Regions from separate parts of the Homo sapiens genome. Here regions 2, 3 and 4 are each linked to region 1. Evidence: chromatin contacts called from ENCODE Hi-C or POLR2A ChIA-PET data. All regions are on one chromosome and are shown on one strand. The core of a region is the stretch at or near the end of the contact, and the rest is flanking DNA. Distances in the headings are between cores, read along the strand shown.

Region 1 (3,468 bases), core at 383-2,882:
GGGTTTCTCCATGTTGGCCAGGCTGGTCTCAAACTCCTGACCTCAGGTGATCTGCCTGCCTTGGCCTCCAAAAGTGCTGGGATTACAGGTGTGAGCCACCGCGCCCGGCCCTGCTTTCTGTCTTTGTGAATCTGACTACTCTAGGTACCTTACATAAGTAGAATAATACAGTATTTTCCTGTATGTGACTGGTACTGTTATTTCACTTAGCATATTGATGCTTTTTTTTTTTTTTTGAGATGGGGTCTCACTCTATCACCCAGGCTGGAGTGCAGTGGTGCGATCTTGGCTCACTACAACCTCCATCTCCTGGGCTCAAGCAATCCTCCAGCCTCAGCCTGCTGAGTAGCTGGGACCACAGGCGTGCACCACCACACCACCTAATTTTTTGTATTTTTGGTGAAGATGGTATTTTGCCATGTTGTCCAGGCTGGTCTTGAACTTGTGAGCTCAAGGAGATCCAGGAGATCCACTTGCCTTGGCCTCCCAAAGTGCTGGTATTAGAGGCATAAGCCACCACACCTGCCCCATACTGATGCATTTTTACATGACATTAGTGAATTCAATTAGCCTAGTATTTTATTTAGAATGTTTCATATCAGCTGGGCGCTGTGGCTCACGCCTGTAATCCCAGCACTTTGGGAGGCCGAGGTGGGCGGATCACGAGGTCCGGAGATTGAGACCATCCTGGCTAACACGGTGAAACCCTGTCTCTACTAAAAATACAAAAAATTAGCCGGGCATGGTGGCGGGCGCCTGTAGTCCCAGCTGCTCGGGAGGCTGAGGCAGGAGAATGGCGTGAACCCGGGAGGCAGAGCTTGCAGTGAGCTGAAATTGTGCCACTGCACTCCAGCGTGGGTGACAGAGCGAGACTCCGTCTCAAAAAAAGAAAAACAAAAGTTGTTTTAGCCCCAAAGTACCTCATTTCTCTTTTCTTTTAATTTAATTTTTTTTTTTTGTTTTGTTTTGAGACAGCATCTCGCTCTGTCGGCTAGCCTGGAGTGCAGTGGCACGAACACGGCCCACTGCAGCCTCGAACTCCTGGGCTCAAGCGATCCTCTCGCCTCGGCCTCCCAAAGTGGTGGGGTTACAGGGCCACCGCGCCCGGCGCTAAAGTACCTCATTTCTATCATTCATCGATTATTCCCTAATATTAATTGGGCACAACTATGACTCATTTCCGACCCCGCAATGGGCTCTCTTGGTCTCCTTCTCCACCTTTCTTTCCCTCTTCCTCTTTTTATTTTTTGAAAGAGGAAGATCCAGGATGCAAGAGTCCCGACAATCATACTAGATATGCGAAAGAGAAAAAGCCGGAAGAAAATACACAAAAATCATAACACTTTGAGGGTGTGGCTTACGGGTGTTTTTTTTTTTTTTCATTTTCCTAACTCTGCAGTGCTGTTATATTCCATCCACAACTTCAAACAAAGTGCCACACGGCCGCAGTCCCAATCAATTCAATGACAATTGTTAGGGACGTCCTCGTCCCGCCCGGCCCGCGGACCCCGGCCCTTCCTCCTTGACAGGCTGGGGTCCAGCCCCGAGACATTCCTAGGCTCCGCCCCCGAGCAGACGCGCGCGCTCAGCCCCAGCGCAGAGAACCAATCACCATCCGTTTCCACGCTCAGTCCCTTTTGGCTTCTGCCCTCAACCAAAATGGCGCTAGCTCGGAAGCTGCCGAGGTGCTAGGAGTTGCCGAAGCAAGTCCGGAAGCTACCGAGCGAGTCCGGAAGTTGCCGAAAGGGAGCAGCGGGGAAGGAGGATGGCGGATATCATCGCAAGACTCCGGGAGGACGGGATCCAAAAACGTGTGATACAGGAAGGCCGAGGAGAGCTCCCGGACTTTCAAGATGGGACCAAGGTTCGTGTCTACCCTACCCTTCTCCCCCTCTGCGGCGTGGTGCGCATGCGAGGCGGGAGGAGGCCTTAGGCGAGAGGTTGCGCATGCCCAGAGGGCAGCGTCCACTGCCCCTACCGCTCACATGCAGAACTCGACGCTGATTGGGCTGAATTTAAGTAGGGGGTGAATTCGGGCCTGTCTGCCCCGCCCCCTGGCTCGGCCTTGTAGCAGCATTGGTGGGGGAGGCCGTCAGTCATCACAAGCGGGTTGGGGTTGGGGGTTGATCTCAGTGCTTGGGCAGACCCCACGCTGGAGGAAACCCAGGGCCGGGAGTGGTCCTCGGGTATCTGGGTTTCAAGGCTCATGATCCTTTGTAGATGGAAGGGCCTTCTGAAAACACTTAGACCAACTGCCGCTGTTTAGAGTGGAAAACCAAGACCCTGGGACGTGCAAAGCCGGAGAACGGGCCCAGAGGTCAGGTCTCCCAGACAGGGACTCTTTAGCAGCCTTCCTGCTGCACTAGGGGCTTGTTGGGACAGATGAGGGTTGGGAAGTAAAGAACCTCCCACTTTTCTCCTTTTTGCCAGGCCCCCAGATCCAGCCCCTCTGCCCGCTTCTCCCCCAACCTACAACTCCAGGCTTCCCTGCTTCTCCTGTAGTTGCCTCCTCCCGGAGTGCTTTTCCCAGCTGCCACTTGTTTGCAGAGTAGGGAACCTCCCAGGGGCAGCCCCTGTGCCCAGCAGAGCAGTCAGGCAGGACATGCACATTGAGCAAATGAGCACATGCCCCCTGGCCAGCACCGTGCCGAATCGGGCAGCTAAGCATCCTAGCCCAGTGCAGTATAAGTGCCCTGAGAGCAGAGGGGAGCTGCATGGCTGGAGTGATCCGCTGTATGAAAAGATATCTTCTCTAAGAAGAGACAGGATGTGTGGTGTGGGTTCATGCCCCCATGTGCTGGGGGGTTGGTGGCGTTGGAAGAAGGGGCTGGCAAGGGGGATCCTGGATGGAACAGACATCAGAAGGAGAGATGTGAACAATGGCACCCCAAGATCAGAAACAGGTGGTGTTAAATAACCAATCGCCAGCACTGATTGAGTGCTCACTATTCGAACATTGTGCTACATGCTTCACACGTTTATTTCCTACAATGTGAGATAGGTACTGTTGTTGATTCCGTTTTACCGATGTGGAAACTGACTTCAGAGATGCAGCATGGTGCGGCAGTTAAGAGCGTGGGCTCCTCTAACCATATCCTGTCGAGAGTTCAATCTCCAAACCTCTTTTCTCTGCACCCACCCCCAGTGTTATCTCTAAAAACTCTCCCTGCCCGGATTACTCCCAGATGCAGCTCTCCAGTCATTAACTGTCTCTTAAACCTGATATATAGCTCCCTACTCACCATATCCACCTGGAAGCCTGGTTGGCAACTCACACTTAACCTGCTCCACCTGAGGCTTCTCCGTGTCAGGGGAACCAACAACCTTCCCGTTGTTCAGGGCAAAAACCTTAGCATCTCTGTGGTCCTCCCAGTCTCACATCCAACATCACATCCTCAATATCCAGCCAGGATCTGAGTTCTCACCACTTCTGCCATCACTGCTTGGGTCCAGGCCATCCTCATCTCC
Region 2 (3,468 bases), core at 475-2,974, 810 kb before region 1:
TCCCGCAGATCCAGACTTGCCACCCAGATTTATAATATAGGGCTTCCTCTAGATGTCTTTTTTCTTCTTTCCCACCAGTATCCACCCAAAGCAGTAAAGAATATAAATCTTAAGCACTTAAACCCTCAAATATAAGGCTTCCTGATCATCACCAAAGAAGCAGGTAAGCCACGGACCTTTATCCTCCCTTCTCTCATGAGGTACTCGTTTCCCCAAGCAGATTACACTTCCAACAGCACTCGAATCAATGCAAGAATCCCGCAGGGTAAAGTAACCCACAGTTTGTGATTCTATGCAGTCGGTGAGCAACATCTTAGCAAACCTGAAAAGGGGAAGTGTTTGCTTCCCCAGGGGTAAATTATGCTTAAGAGCGGTAAACATAATCTATTATTTCCAGCTAAAACAGAATGGAAGAGACCACCCAGCAAGTTCTATAGTCTTGTGTTCTTGCCTGTTTTGAGCTAGACCCCACTCGGCGCTACTACCCAGGCCCAGAGCAGTTCACCTTGAAACTCTGTGTTGTCAAGGCCCCTGATGGCCTCCACTGCATCCTCTGCCCGCTCCATGTGTACGAAGGCATAATCTTTCACGATGTCACATTCGATGACCGGACCATACTCCTCAAACTTGGCTCGAAGCTCTTGGTTGGTACAAGTGGGGCTGATGTTACCCACGTGTAACTTGGTTGAAGCTTTGCTCTTATTCTTGCTGGCTTCCACGTTGATGTTCACCCCATGAAGCTTGTAATGGTGCAGGTTGCGTATGGCATCCTCAGCTGCCGTCTTGTCTTCTATGTGCACAAAGCCGTAATTCTTAATGATGTCACATTCCAGCACCTTCCCATACTGCTCGAAGAGTGAGCGAATCTCCTGCTCTGTAGCCTCCCGGGGAAGGTTTCCGATGAACAGCTTCACCATCCTGACAAGAGCCTGGGAGAGAAACACAAGACTTCAAAAGTCAGGGGTGTGGTGGGAAATTTCGGTGCACTGCAGCATTTTCGTCTAATCCTCCAAAGTTCTTGCACCTTCAAGACCCTCGTACAGACATTCATTATTCTTCCTCAATAGAAGAAGGGCGGTTTGTTCTCGAGAAGTGCGAGCTATGCGTGACATGCAAACAGGAGGTCGAGGGTCAGCATGCATAGCCCAGTCTATCATCTCCGTGAAGTGGAGCGCAATGAAATACCAGAATTAGCTGCTTCATGTCTTAAAATGAGGGAAGAGAAAAGCCCAAGCAAAGGCAAGGGGCATCAATCGCAGTGCGCCTGGTAACAAGGTTTTGGAGGGAAATCTGTGTACCTCTCCTGCGCGCACTAGCGCCTTTCAAGATACTCTAAAAAGAAAAAAGTCCCCTTTCCCCCAAACCGGGGACCAACCACCTCGCCCCCAGCGGCCCACCCTCCAGCTTCTTCGCCCCAACAAAGACTCGACCCGACCCCTGCCCCGCCTCCTTCCGGAGACCCGGCCCCGCCTCCTCCCGTTGTCTTCCCAGACCTCCCGCTGCAAAATGAGAAACCCAAATCCGGGCCGTGCAGTCTGCCGGAGGCCCGGCCCGACCCGCCCCCGAGCTCCCCACATCACACACACACGACCCCCTCGCACCTCCGGGTGGCGGCAGCGACGGCGGCTCCCACGTCAGAGAGAACCTTACAAAATGGCGACGGCCGCTCGAGCCTGGACGCGACCGGGCCCTTTCTCGCGCGCCAGCTCACGCACGCGCGAGTGCGCGCTGCTTCCCTCCCCTTCCCCTCGCGGGAGCCGAGTGACCAATCCCGAGGCTGCATACAAATGACCACGCAGCACGGGGGCGGGGCCTGTTGGTGGTGGCGCGGCGCCGCGGAGGTCAGCCCACCCCCAGCCCCAGCCAGCCAGTCACCACCCTGGAAAGGGTCGCCACTGCTGCGTCAGAGGGGCTCTGAACGCAACCACTGCCTAGAAAAGCGGAGGCCTTGGGGAGTCGCTCACCACAATGGGTCCTGCTCTTGGGCCCTTTGAGGGGGGCGGGGAGCTAATGACAGAGGAATCTCCCCGAGGGCCCTAAAAAGGGGCTTTTGTAGCGGGCTGGCCGGCTTCTGTGGCAGCTTGGGGCAACATTTCAAAAATACAGGTGCGCCACATTTTAAGCAAAACTAGTCATTGTTTTGTAGCGCTTTAAACATTATTTTAAAGTTTGTCATTGCAGAGGTGTTATTTATTGCTACGGAAACTGAGAACCAAGGGGCAGAAAGATAACCTGGCAGAACTGGGACAGGCCTAAGAGGCATTGCTACCCAGGCTACGCTTAGTCATGTTTTGTTTGCTCGTGAGTATCCGTGGTCTGATTCTCTCTCACTCATTGTGTGTCCATCACAGTCCTGGTCTGTGGTGAGCACGCCAGAGGAATACTTGGTGGAGAGGCCCAGCGAGGTCCCTAGTTCTGGGTGGGACAGGGTCTCCTCGTACACACCAAGCTGGAAGTCTAGGCAACTGAGTTTCCCGACTGTCTAGCATTCAAAATTCAGCTGTGGTCCAAGGGCACCTCCTGGCGGTAAAAACAAGCTTAGGCGTGCCAGGTGCGGCGGCTCACGCCTATAATCCCAGCACTTTGGGAGGCCAAGGCGGGCGGATCACGAGTTCAGGAGTTCGACACCAGCTTGGCCAACATGGTGAAACCCCGTGTCTACTAAAAATACAAAAAATAGCCCGGCGTGGTGGCGGGCGCCTGTAATCCCAACTACTCGGGAGGCTGAGGCAGGAGAATCGTTGGAACCCGGGAGGCGGAGGTTGCAGTGAGCCGAGATGGCGTCACTGCACTCCAGCCTGGGTGACAGAGCAAGACTCGGTCTCAAAAAAAAAAAAAAAAGAAGTTTAGGCTGATTCCCCACTGTCACCTTCCAGCAAAGAGTAGCCTTTTATGGAGATTGATGGATTGGGTTTATCTCCTAGTAGAGCCCGCCAGGGAGGTTGTCAGCCACCATTCCTCATTTTAGTGGCTCCATAATGGCTTCTCTGATACCATCTGGGACACATTCCCCAGGCTGCCCTCTTCCACCCCAGCTACTTGGATATGTTCTTTACCTGAGTTCTTTTTGTTTCTCAGCCATTTCAGAAGAGGCACTGTCCTTCCAATTTTATTTTATTTTTATTTTTTGTTTAATTTTTTAAAGACAGAGTCTCACTGTGTCGCCCAGGCTGGAGGGCAGTGGTGCGATCTCGGCTTACTGCAACCTCCACCTCCTGCGTTCAAGCCATTTTCCTGCCTCAGCCTCCCGAGTAGCTGGGACTACAGGCGTGCGCTACCCCCCAGCTAATTTTTGTATTTTTAGTAGAGACAGGGTTTCACCGTGTTGGCCAGGCTGGTGTCGAACTCCCGACCTCAAGCGATCCGCTGGCCTTGGCATCCCAAAGTGTTGGGATTACAGGCGTGAGCCACCTCGCCCGGCCCTTAACTATTATTACTATTATTTTTGAGTCAGGGTGTCACTTTGTT
Region 3 (3,468 bases), core at 430-2,929, 640 kb after region 1:
CCGCCCACCTTGGCCTCCCAAAGTGCTGGGATTACAGGCGTGAGCCACTGCGCCCGGCCCGGGAACACATCTTTAAAGGTCTCAATAGAAGGATGCACACACTACGTTGAATGGTTATGTCTTCGGAGCAGAGTGGTGAAAGAAGGTCAGACTTCTGTTAAGTCTGAATACCTACACGCGTACTTCTGTAATTCAAATTTAAGATTAAATATTTTCAAGTTTAAAAAAAGGAAAAAATGGCCGAGCGCGGTGGCTCATGCCTGTAATCCCAACATTTTGGGAGGTCGAAGCGGGTGGATCACCTGAGGTCGGGAGTTCAAGATCAGCCTAACGAACATGGAGAAACCTTGTCTCTACTAAAAATACAAAATTAGCCGGGCGTGGTGGCGTGTGTCTGTAATCCCAGCTACTCGGGAGGCTGAGGCAAGGAGAATCGCTTGAACACGGGAGGCCGTGGTTGCAGTGAGCCGAGGTCGCGCCACTGCACTCCAGCCTGGGGACCAAGAGCGAAACTCCGTCTCAAAAAAAAAAAAAAAAGGAAAAAACATTTCTACCTTACTCTTATTTTAGGAGCCACGCCTCCCACCTTTGTCTAGTAACACAGCTATAGTGATGTCTCTTAGGGGATGAGAAAATGCTACTCCTCCACTAACAATGACTCTTGGAGAGGGAACAAGACATCAAATCGCGAACTCGAAAAACTAACAGAAAAAAGTTAAAAAGTGGTTTGTGTTTTTAAAGCCAGCCACAACACCTTCATTCAAGGCCCTAAACCGCAGAGACTTTCTAGACCTATCTTAAGCGTCAGTACCACACGCACTTCGTGATGGAACGGTATTGTTCTCCTAGAACAGACCCGTTTTCTCATGAAACCGACGTTTTTACAAAAGCCTGTTTGTGGACGGCCTGCGGCGGCCGCGAACCCGCTTCCCTTGGATTACCCAGGGCTGGGAGAAGGAGGGCTTTCGCCGGCTGCGGTCCCCGGTCCCCGGCCTCCGCCCCGGCCCCGGCTCCCCCGGCCCCCGACCCCCCCGGCCCACGCCCCCTGCCCGGACCCCGCCCCGGCCCCGCCCCGCGTCACCTGACTGTCCCGCGGCCCCCAGACCCGGCGCCACCGACCTGATGACACTGATGTGGAACTCGTCCTCGCGGAGGCCCCGCCAGGCGCCGGGCAGGAACTCCTTGCACCACAGATAGGCCCTGCGCCGCGTCCGGGGCTCCGGCTGCTCGTCTGCGGGCGGCTGCGGCGGCGGGGGCTGGGGCAGCGGCAGCGGCAGCGGCAGCGGCGGCGGAGGGGGCAGCGCGAGCGGCGGCTGTTGGCCGCCCAGCTGCTTGGACTCGAGGTCGCTGGCGGCGTCGCGCTGCTGCCCCACGCCGGGCGCCGGGGCCGCGCTGCCGCTACCGCAGCTCAGCAGCAGCCCGAGCGGCGAGGGCTCCGCCTCGCCCCCGGTGCAGAATTTGGTTTTCATGCCCGACAGGCGGCCGAGGAGGCGCGGGCGGCCGCAGCGCGAGAGGACTAGGCTCAGAGTCCGGCCGGGCGCCCCCTCGCCGCTCTCTCACTGGCAGGCCGGCGGGGCAGGGGGCCGCGGCGGTTGGGCGCGCGGGGCGGCGGCGGCGGCTGCGGCGACTGCGGCGACTGTGGAGCGGGGATGTGCTGCTGGCCGCTGCACTCGCTCCTCTGCCGCCGCCGCACGAGGAGCGCCGGCCGCGTCACAGCCCGCCCTCGCGCTCGCCACTGATTGGCCGCCGTCCGCCGGCCCGGCGCATCATAACCGCCGCCGCCCTCGCCACACCGCCTCCCCATTGGCTGCGGCGCCGCCCCCAACCCAGAGCGCTGCGGCCTCCGTGAGCGGGGCCTGGGCGAAGGGGGCGGGGCGTCGAGGGGGCGCCCCGGCGGTCGCAGGGAAGGGGGAGAGGGGAGCGAGGCGCGGGGGGCGCCGGGAGAGCGCCTCCGCGGTGGGACGGAGCCGGACTGGGCCGAGCGAGGGAGGCTCCTGAGCCTCGGAGGACCCCGGGGTTGGCTTTGGGAGCTGAAAGTTTCCTTGGACCCCTCGGAAGCCCCGTGACATCAGAGGCCGGGCCTGGCAGGGGCAGGCAGGAAACGTGTCTGGAGGCTACTGCCCTCTCCGCGTGACCTTGGGCGAGCAGCCTCCTCCTGGGGCTCAGTGGGTGTGATTTTGTAACATTTCCCAGCGCTGCCACAGGCGCGTCTCGCCCTGTCCAACGCGGAGCCCGAAGAATTACTAAGAAACCGAGGTCTGAAGGAGGGAAGAGGTGACGGGCTCGAGGCCACACGGTGGGCCAGGCTGGGCCCGGCTGCACGCCGGCTACCGGGGCCCAGCCCTCTGCACGCCTCCCGCAGCCTCAGTTTCCCTGTCCGTGGTACTGAGGATGCTCGGGCCTAGAAGTTCAGGGCTGGAGGCCCAGGGACCGTCGAGGGAGGGGCATCATCCCCGCCATGGGGCCGCCGCAACTGCCCAGAGCACAGGCCAAAGGTGCGTGCCACGGGGCTACTGGCGTTGTGGACGCTGCCCCTGCCTCCCCATCCCCCGCAGGAAACAGCCTTGTGACCGTGACTAACGCACCTTTGCCGGGGTAGAGGGGCAAGGGCCCCTGCTACCGTTTGCCACACACTGCCCCATGTCCCTCACTGCTCCCGTCCTTCCTAGAAGTGAGGTGCTGATACATATAAAAATTATGGATCCCATTTTATGGGACATGAGCTGAAACAGGAGGTTTCCTGGGCTGCCAGGGGCTTAGGAAATCCAGTGCCTGATACACAGGAAATGCTTCTATGTGGGGAGTTCACAGTCTTCCAGAAGCAAAAATGTTTTTTGGTTTTTTTTTTGAGACGGAGTCTTGCTCAGTCGCCCAGGCTGGAGTGCAGTGGCACGATCTCGGCTCACTGCAACCTCCGCCTCCCGGGTTCACGCCATTCTGCTGCCTCAGCCTCCCGAGTAGCTAGGACTACAGACGCCCGCCACGACGCCTGGCTAATTTTTTTTTTTTTTTTTTTTTTTTTTTTGTATTTTTAGTAGAGACGGGGTTTCATCGTGTTAGCCAGGATGGTCTCGATCTCCTGACCTCGTGATCCGCCCGCCTCGGCCTCCCAAAGTGCTGGGATTACAGGAGTGAGCCACCGCGCCCGGCCGCAAAAATCTTTTAGAGTGTGTACTTGGCTGAACTTGCTCCACGCAAAATGGTCTTATTTAAGGATAAAAATGAAAGGGGACTTTTGTAAGGCTGCTGTGGCGACAGGCCTGGAAGTTGACCTGCAGGGAGGTAGGAGAGACCAAGGCCCCTGGGACGGAGGCCGGCCACTGGATGTTTGAAAGGCTGAGAAGCCAAGGGCTTCAATCTGGGGAGGCCGTTTGGATAAAGGAGCCAAGGACTTTCTCTAAAAATACCGGCTCACAGGGAGGTGGGGCCATGCCAATGGCCTGCCCAGGTGACAAGCCCTTTGTCCCA
Region 4 (3,073 bases), core at 1-2,500, 550 kb after region 1:
ACTTTAGTCGGGAAGAGGGACAGGGGTGGACCTGAGTTTCGTCTCCTGTCTCTCTGGCTGATGTCACCTGAATAAAGCCTTCTTCCCTGGCAATACTTACATCTCAGTGATTTGCTTTCTGTGCATCTAGCAACAGGACTCTGGACCAAGGCCCTGGCGTTGGGTAACAATTCTGTAATGCTGCAGGACTTCCCCAATCCACGCAGGAATCCCCGCAGGCATCCACGCAGGAATCACCTGATGAAGGGCCAGGGTCAGGTGTGGGCCACCATCCCAAGACCTCCCTTCTCTCTAGGGCCAGCCCCTCTCCTCTGAGCACCTGCTGACCAGCCCAAAGCCCTCTCCACTCCTCAGCTTGAACTCCCCCAGGGTCTCCCTGTGGCCCACAGGTCCTTTGGAGGCTCGGGCATCTGCATGCAAATCCCAAACCACTGTCCCCTTTGCACACACTGAGCCTGCCCTTGTCCTCGTCCTGGTCTACCATGCGTGTCCTCCCTCTGCACGGGCATGGGACATGCCCTCTGCCTCCTTCCTGTCCTGGCCTGCCCAACTCCTACCTACCCTCAGCGCAGATCCTCCCAACACACACATGCAGGCAGCCTCGGGGCCTCTGCGGGTCCCTCTACCACAGCATTCCCGGGGAAAGGCCCGGCGTGGTGGCTCACGCCTGTAATCCCAGCACTTTGGCAGGCCGAGGCAGGAGGATCGCCTGAGTCCAGGAGTTCCAGACCAGCCTGGGCAACATGGCGAGACCCCGTCTCTACAAAAAATACAAAAATTAGCCGAGCCTGGTGGTGGCAGGCGACTGTGGTTCCAGCTGCTCGGGAGGCTGAGAAGTGAGGATCACCCGAGCCTGGGAGGTCGAGGCTGCAGTGAGCCGAGATCGCACCACTGCATTCCAGCCTGAGCCACAGAGCCAGATTGTCTCAAAAAAAGAAAAAAAAAAAAAAAAAAAAAAAAATTCGCTGGTAGGAAACATAGGCTGGTTGAGTACGGGAGTCATACAGATCAGGTGGATCAGGCGGCCGCACACCGCAGCTCTACGGCCCGGGAACGTTACTAAATACTCCCATGCCTCAGCTTCCCGCCTTAACGTGGTAACACGTTACTGTAGTTTCTCCACGCAGAGCTGCTGTGAGGATTAAAAGAGGCCGCGTGAGTTGAGCATCTCGTCGCCATTACCGTCATCACACGCCCCCCACCCAACCCGGCGGGCCCACCCTCTGCACCCACGGCGAAAGCACTCTTTCTAAACCACGCCCCGGATGTCCCGCCTCCAGCGGCTCGGAGGTCTTCACTTATTGGCCTCCCCAAACCAACATGGCGGCCCCCTACAAACTTCAAGCGCCGGTCTCTCCTAGCCAATCAAAAGAAAGATATTTCTGAATCCCGCCTCTTTCAGCAGCCTTGCTGGCCAATCAGACCACACCATGAAGCATCAATACAGAAAAGGGGGAACCCGCTGGCCCAATGGCAGCGTCCTACAGTGTAGCCTCCGCCTCCCGATTGACTGGCCTGCTTGGCAAGGCAAGTAGCGGCGGCGCTTCAAGGTGGGTGTTCACGTTTTGGCCGTGAAAGTCGGGCTTGGGCAGCGTGGCGTCGGGGGCGAGTGTGGTGTCCCCGTTGGCGCCGCCAGCTCTGCGCCTGGGCTTCCCCTCGGCTCACTCAGGATCCGCGGCCTCCGTGTCCTTCAGGTGCAGCGGGGAGCCGGCTCTCAGGGCGCATGCGCCGCCCGCTCTGCGCCACCGGCCTAGTTAGGGTCGGAGATCACTGGGAAGGTGGGGAAGGTGCTGGGTTGGGTCCCTGGAACTGCAGTCAGTGATCCAAAGGAGTGGGCCTGTTAGGGGGTTCACAGGTCGTGGGATGAGCTCTTATGAGCGCCGGCTAAGTGCCGGGCTCTGGGGTGCCCTTGGCATGTACGGGCTCCCCTAATTCCCAAGACCAACCGCCCCCAACCCACTTCATAGGTGAGAAGACGGAGGTCAGGTCACATCATCTGCCCAAGGTCACGCGGCAGGCTGGGGGACAGTTCCAGGAGGGCCTTGAAGCTGGGGAAAGGAATGTGGTACCGAGGACTGTTCAGGCCTTGAAGAGTTTCCAGCAGGGCAGGGCTGGGTTCCGATCCTCGGCCCACCTCCTTATCGTGTGACTTCCGACAAGTCACTTTTTTATCTTTTTTTTGAGACAAGGTCTCACTCTGTCGCCCAGGTTGGAGGGCAGTGGTGCAGTCTGGGCTCACTGCAACTTCTGCCTCCTGGGTTCAAGCGATTCTCCTACCTCAACCTCCCGAGTAGCTGGGATTATAAGTGCCCACCACCACACCTGGCTAATTTCTGTATTTTTTGGTAGGGACGGGGTTCCACCATGTTAGCCAGGCTGGTCTCAAACTCCTGACCTCAGGTGATCCACCTGCCTCAGCCTCCCAAAGTGCTGGGATTACAGGCGTGAGCCACCACACCCAGCCCTAGCGAGTCACTCAACAAACTGAGTCCCAGCGCCTTATTTGTGCCTCCCTCGTGGAGTCCTTGTAAGGATAGGATGGCAGCGCTTTCCACCCCTGGGCACGGTTCCTGGGGGAGGAGAGCTAACAAAGTTCGCTCTCAGTGCATGCTGGCGGGGGCTGGTAATGTTGTTTTTGGTTAGATTTGGGGAGGATGAAGGGAGGAGCAGAAAGGTGGGAAACAGGATCTCTGGGAGGGAGAAAGGAAGGATGGATTTAAAAGGTTTCTTAGGTGAGGCAGAACTTGGGGTCCACAGAAACTGAATTGTAGCTCAGCCAAGCTGAATCAGATGGAAAGCTGGGAGGCGCTGGGAACAGGAAAGCCATCTGTGCCTCTGACAGCAATGGGGTGCGAGTAGAGGGCAAAGTGACACATGTCAGTGGAGACTTGGGATCCTTGCGGTGCCAGTCTCAGAAGAGGATGGTTCTTGGGCACACCCCACCCTCCATCCCTTTTTATGCCACCAGATGCGCTGCCTGACCACGCCTATGCTGCTGCGGGCCCTGGCCCAGGCTGCACGTGCAGGTAGGACCAAAGAAGCCTTTGCTGGGGGTAGGGGAGTCCAGTCTCCT

What was found. A loop is a pair of places that touch in the nucleus more often than their neighbours do. ChIA-PET counts read pairs that join two places held with the same protein, here RNA polymerase II (POLR2A). Pooled maps may share reads with other maps.
Region 2: a map of naive thymus-derived CD4-positive, alpha-beta T cell shows a loop between it and region 1 (8-fold over the local background). The contact joins the promoter of RBM4B here to the promoter of AIP in region 1. A Hi-C loop is called at or near these places in 1 of 168 maps with a recorded cell type or tissue (naive thymus-derived CD4-positive, alpha-beta T cell) and 6 of 50 pooled maps. POLR2A ChIA-PET finds 5 or more read pairs at or near these places in 2 of 52 experiments (HEK293 and activated T-cell).
Region 3: a loop to region 1 is called in a pooled map, with 5 times the contacts of the local background. The contact joins the promoter of CHKA here to the promoter of AIP in region 1. A Hi-C loop is called at or near these places in 2 of 37 single-sample maps with no recorded cell type and 5 of 50 pooled maps. POLR2A ChIA-PET finds 5 or more read pairs at or near these places in 1 of 52 experiments (Panc1).
Region 4: a pooled map shows a loop between it and region 1 (8-fold over the local background). The contact joins the promoter of GLTC1 here to the promoter of AIP in region 1. A Hi-C loop is called at or near these places in 8 of 50 pooled maps. POLR2A ChIA-PET finds 5 or more read pairs at or near these places in 2 of 52 experiments (A673 and OCI-LY7).

Annotation. Positions count from the first base shown.
Region 1 is chr11:67,481,394-67,484,861 of GRCh38, forward strand. AIP (AHR interacting HSP90 co-chaperone) reads left to right here and starts at 1,633. Exons shown (of 6, transcript NM_003977.4): 1 at 1,633-1,864. The coding sequence starts at 1,766. RefSeq lists an enhancer at 1,475-1,534.
Region 2 is chr11:66,676,163-66,679,630 of GRCh38, forward strand. It overlaps RBM4B (RNA binding motif protein 4B), which reads right to left and starts at 1,725. Exons shown (of 4, transcript NM_031492.4): 1 at 1,602-1,725; 2 at 506-929. The coding sequence starts at 917. RefSeq lists silencers at 1,338-1,447, 1,648-1,927.
Region 3 is chr11:68,119,709-68,123,176 of GRCh38, forward strand. CHKA (choline kinase alpha) reads right to left here and starts at 1,680. Exons shown (of 12, transcript NM_001277.3): 1 at 1,120-1,680. The coding sequence starts at 1,469. CHKA-DT (CHKA divergent transcript) reads left to right here and starts at 2,180. Exons shown (of 4, transcript NR_183630.1): 1 at 2,180-2,495. RefSeq lists enhancers at 405-534, 675-804, 1,653-2,418, 2,419-3,185 and silencers at 955-1,084, 1,655-2,084, 2,435-2,534.
Region 4 is chr11:68,029,184-68,032,256 of GRCh38, forward strand. It overlaps GLTC1 (glycolysis associated regulator of LDHA post-transcriptional modification 1), which reads right to left and starts at 1,251. Exons shown (of 4, transcript NR_197583.1): 1 at 1,110-1,251; 2 at 101-237. ALDH3B1 (aldehyde dehydrogenase 3 family member B1) reads left to right here. Exons shown (of 10, transcript NM_000694.4): 10 at 1-93. It overlaps NDUFS8 (NADH:ubiquinone oxidoreductase core subunit S8), which reads left to right and starts at 1,498. Exons shown (of 7, transcript NM_002496.4): 1 at 1,498-1,550; 2 at 2,969-3,026. The coding sequence starts at 2,969. RefSeq lists enhancers at 1,239-1,533, 1,525-1,704.